Regions from separate parts of the Homo sapiens genome. Here region 1 is linked to region 2. Evidence: read pairs that join two places in POLR2A ChIA-PET (ENCODE). Cell type or tissue: PC-9. All regions are shown on one strand.

Region 1 (2,500 bases), 470 kb before region 2:
AACACCAATTCAATTCAGTGTAGAAAATAAAATTTGTTAGCAGGTTCTGCTAGAACAACTGAATACTGTATTGGAAAAAAAATGACCCTCAATCTCTACCTTATGCTATACAGGCAAAAATTAATTCAAGATGGATCATAACGTAAACATGAAATTCAGAACCATAAACACTCTAGAAGATGGAAGATATCTTCCTGACCTTGGGGTAGGCAAAATTCTCTTGTAAGAAAAATATCTAACAAATAATCCCTAGAACAACCGTATGTAGTAGGCACTTTATGAACAGACCTACATTTTTTTTTTTGAGACGGAGTCTCAATTGCCCAGGCTGGAGTGCAGTGCCGTGATCTCGGCTCACAAGCTCCGCCTCCGGGTTCACGCCATTCTCCTGCCTCAGCCTCCCTAGTAGCTGGGACTACAGGTGCGTGCCACCACGCCCGGCTAATTTTTTGTATTTTTAGTAGAGACGGGGTTTCACCATGTTAGCCAGGATGGTCTCGATCTCCTGACTTCGTGATCCGCCCGTCTCGGCCTCCCAATGTGTTGGGATTACAGTCGTGAGCCACCACGCCCAGCCGAACAGACCTACATTTTTAAAAGATTCTGACCCTGTACACAGCTAGTGAGAATATAAAATGATACGATCATTTTGGAAAACAATCTGGAAGTTCCTCAAAAAGTTAGATATAGAGTTACCATATAACCCATCCATTCCACTCCTAAGAGAAATGAAAGCATATGCCCCCACAACATACACACACAAATGTGCACAAATGTTCATACCAGTATTATTTCTAATAGCCAAAAAGTAGAAATAACCCAAATGTCCATCAATTGATGAACATATTAAGAAGGAATGTAGGGATTTACAGTGAGCTGTGTTTAATTTACGGTGTTTAGGCCGCACCCGAAACACATTAGAACATAAAGATTTGTACATGAGGCTGGGTGCAGTGGCTCACACCTGTAATCCCGGCACTTTGGGAGGGCAAGGTGGGTGGATCACCTGAGGTCAAGAGTTCGAGACCAGACTGACCAACATGGAGAAACCCTGTCTCTACTAAAAATGCAAAATTAGCCGGGCGTGGTGGCACATGCCTGTAATCCCAGCTACTCGGGAGGCTGAGGCAGGAGAATCGCTTGAACCCGGGAGGCGGAGGTTGCAGGGAGCCAAGATCTCGCCATTGCACTCCAGCCTGGGCAACCAGAGCGAAACTCCATCTCAAAAAAAAAAAAAAGAAAAAGATTTGTACATGAATGTTCATAGCCATTTTATTTATAATAGCCAAAAAGCCTGAAGCAACTCAAAGGTGTGTTGAAGGTGTGTGTTTGGCATTCTAGAAAACTTGCTCATTACTGCTAATTAAAAGAATGGTAATCTGCGGGGCATGGTGGCTCACACCTGTAATTCCAGAATTTTGGAAGGCCAAGTGGGTGGATCACTTGAGCTCAGAAGTTTGAGACCAGCCTGGGCAACACGACGAAACCTTGTATCTACAAAAAATACAAAAATTAGCCAGATGTGGTGGTGCACACCTGTAGTCCCAGCTACTCAGAAGACTGAGGCAGAAGAATTGCCTGATCCTGGGAGTTTGAGGCTACAGTGAGCCGTGATCGTGTGACTACACTCCAGCCTGGGCAACAGAGCAAGACCCTGTCTTAAAAAAATAAAAAAGAATGGCAATCATAGCTAGCATTTATTGAGCACTTACTATGAGCCAGGAACTATGGTATTAGAATGTGCATTATTTAATTGTTAAAAGAAGAACGTTAGGCAAAATTAAATTTAACAGAGTTGACTTGAGCAAAGAACGATGCTCAAATCAGGCAGCCCCTCAACCAGAATAGGCTCATCAAAACCACTCAGCAATAAAAAGGAACTGATACGTGCAAAAAACACAGGGAAGAATTCCAGAAACATTAAGCAAAATAAGTCAGACACACATACAAGAAAATACATACTGTATGATCCCATTTATACGAATTCTATGAACAGACAAAACCAGTTGATAGAGATAGCATTCAGAAAATGACAGTGGGAGAGGAAGAGGAATTGATGGAAAGGGGGCACCGGGTAATGGGAGTGTTCAACATCTCGACTGTCAAACCTGAGTGGGCACTCAAGATTTGTTCATTTTATTGTACATCAATTATGCCTCACTTAAAGAAAAAAATACCAGTGCAGGGTCTTACTTGCCAGATTCAGATTTAATGGGTCTGGGCTGGAGCCAGAACAAGGTTGTTTGAAAGAGCCCCCACGTGGTCCTAACGTGCAGCTACATTAACCACCGTCTAGTCCAGATCTTCACTTCCTCTTCCATTCAGCTCTATTTCCATCTCTACCAGAAAAGTCTAGCTGGCTGGGCCTTAGGCATCAGCTCTGGCAGCCCCTGAACTTCTCACAGGAGAAAATGTAGCTCTGGTTGAAGGTGTGTTTGGCATTCTAAGAGACTTGCTCGTTATTTATAATTAAAAGAATGGCAAGCATAGCTAGCGTTTA
Region 2 (2,500 bases):
AACATGGAGAAACCCTGTCTCTAATAAAAATACAAAAAAGTTAGCCAGGCGTGGTGGCACATGCCTGTAATCCCAGGTACTCGGGAGGCTGAGGCAGGAGAAGCGCCTGAACCCGGGAGGCGGAGGTTGTGGTGAGCTGATCTCGTGCCATTGCACTCCAGCGTGGGCAACAAGAGCGAAACTCCATCTCAAAAAAAAAAAAAAAAAGTATGTCAAATAGAAGCACTGAAATGCAGTTATAGAAGGCTTGCTGGAGAGGTGGTATTTGAGCTCAGTCTTAAGGATGAGTTAGTCAGGCGATTGGGGGTGGAATCAGTCTAAGAGGGAGAAGAGCATGGTGCATTCTGGGAACTGCAGTCAAGCACAGGGGTGAGAGCAGGGCCAGCTCCATAGTCATTACCTGTGTGATCTTGGGCAATTTATTTTAACATCTCTGAGCCTAATTTGCTCATCTATAAAATGAGGATAATAATAGTGTTTTTGTCATAGTGTCGTTGTGAGGATTAAATGAGTTAGCACATGATAAAGCTCTTAGAACACAGAATCATCACTGGCTGGGTGTGGTGGCTCATGCCTGTAATCCCAGCACTTTAGGAGGTCAAGGCAGGTGGATCACTTGAGGTCAGGAGTTCAAGACCAGCCTGGCCAACATGGTGAAACCCGGTCTTTACTAAAAATACAAAAAAATTAGTGGGCATTGTGGCAGGTGCCAGTAATCCCAACTACTGGGGAGGCTGAGGCAGGAGAATCGCTTGGACCCAGGAGGCGGAGGTCGCAGTGAGCCGAGATCGCACCATTGCAGTCCAGCCTGGGCAACAAGATCAAAACTCCGCCTCGAAAAATAAATTTTTTTAAATAATTAATTAATTAATTAATTAATTAAAAAAGAACATAGAATCATCAGGGTGTATGTTACCAAGAGACAGTATAGGGAAAGAGGGAGAGAGCCCACACATGAAGGCCGAGGGACAGTGAGTGTCTTCTGTGGCCTCCCAAGGAGTTTGGGCTTTATCTGTGTATGGTAGACAGCTGTTGCAGGATTTTAGGACGGTTGACTTTTGCATTCCTGTAGTACCTGGAATCAGGTGCAGGGTCTGGAGTCACCTGTAGGAGTGGTAGAGCCCTCTAGTGGCAGTCTGTAGAATGCAGTGGGAGAAAGACCCGGAAAAGGGGAGTAATTGACGAATGCCACCGTTGGCTGGCGAGGTGGCTCACACCTGTAATCCCAGCACTTTGGGAGGCTGAGGCAGGCGAATGGCTTGAGCCCAGGAGTTCCAGGCCAGCCTGAGCAACGTGGTAAAACCCCGTCTCTACAAAAATACAAAAAATTAGCTGGGCCTATGCGCCTATATGTTCCCACCTACTTGGGAGGCTGAGGTGGGAGGACCTCTGGAGCCTGGGAGGTGGAGATTGCAGTGAGCTATGATGGCGCCACTGCACTCCAGCCTGGGCGATAGAGCAAGACCCCGTCTCAAAAACAAAAAATGAAAAAAAAAAAAAACCCCAGGTTAGACGGCTTGGGTGACTAGGTGTCTCTCAGAAGTGAGATTTGTATGCAGGCGTAACTAGATAGTGGTGCTTAAACAAATTCAAAAAGTAGACAAAAAACGGGTGTCAGAAAAGCGAATAATTCCAGTGTAGACATCCAGATATTAGGAGACCCCCAGGTAGTGAGAGTGGTCGCGGAGGTGGCTGGGTAGTTGTGACTCAGTATCAAGGAGTGGGGGAGCCACGGAGTCCACAGTTTCTCCGAGAGCATGTCAGGTGGGAAGAGGTCAGAGAGGGATAGCCCGCTGATGCTGTCTCCCTACCGCCAGTCTGGCCTAACTGTGGAACTTCCTCTTAGGGTCCTGTTTCCAGAGGGACTCCTCTATTCTTGGCTCATCGGGGATTAATGATCAAGCCCTTCCTGCCTAGTTCCCAGCTCTGCCCCACTTTTCCAGCTGTCCCTACCCTCTCAGAGGCCCCCTTACTGCTGTAGGAAGCTCTCCCGAGTTCTCTCCACAGTCCCCTTAGTAAGCGGGATTCCAGCCCGTACCAGAGAGGGACAATCGGACAGCCGTGGCGGTGGGCACTCTCTGGGAAAGAGCAGCAGCTCAGGAAGACGAGCCACAACAGAACTGTGGGAGCATCTAGCTTCTTCTGGAGAGCGGGAGGGCCGGAGGGAGGGTCTTGCAGCCCTGCAGACAGTGAGGGGCTGGGGGAGTGACTCCACGGTAAACTCCTTCCTATTTAGGATGCAGCTGGGGCTGGAGCCAGGTCTGGCTATCGTGGTCGCCGCTCCCCTCACACCCCCCATGAACGCTTCGAGGGGCTCACGGTGCTTAAGGCTGCGCAGGTGAGCACAGGAGGCACCCGGGCCCGTCTGATGCCCAGACCTGGAGGAGAGGCTGTGCAGGAAGCCGGGCCCCAGGGCCTGGGCTTTTGTGAAGGAGCTTTCTTGGGACCGAGACTACCTGATAGGACCCAGCGTGGAGAAAAGGGATGTTCTGAGAGCTGG

The links. Peaks named below come from ENCODE experiments on the same cell type or tissue, not always from the same donor. Only the 100,000 strongest peaks of a DNase experiment are listed, where the experiment ranks them.
Region 1: POLR2A ChIA-PET joins it to region 2 with 8 read pairs; 1 of 35 experiments calls an interaction of 5 or more read pairs at or near these places.

What each region holds. Positions count from the first base shown.
Region 1 is chr12:6,365,577-6,368,076 of GRCh38, forward strand. The region is part of intron 2 of SCNN1A (sodium channel epithelial 1 subunit alpha); the gene reads right to left. It overlaps LOC105369626 (a long non-coding RNA gene), which reads left to right. Exons shown (of 4, transcript XR_931591.3): 1 at 1-205. Among named protein-coding and RNA genes, the nearest start is that of SCNN1A, 8.7 kb to the right of the region's middle. In PC-9, no CTCF peak of the experiment used is centred here; no DNase peak of the experiment used is centred here; H3K27ac peaks cover 1,189 bases.
Region 2 is chr12:6,834,749-6,837,248 of GRCh38, forward strand. It overlaps P3H3 (prolyl 3-hydroxylase 3), which reads left to right. Exons shown (of 15, transcript NM_014262.5): 10 at 2,237-2,338. Among named protein-coding and RNA genes, the nearest start is that of GNB3, 4.9 kb to the right of the region's middle. In PC-9, CTCF peaks have their summits at 1,148 (motif pointing left) and 1,348; a DNase peak (open chromatin) is centred at 1,103.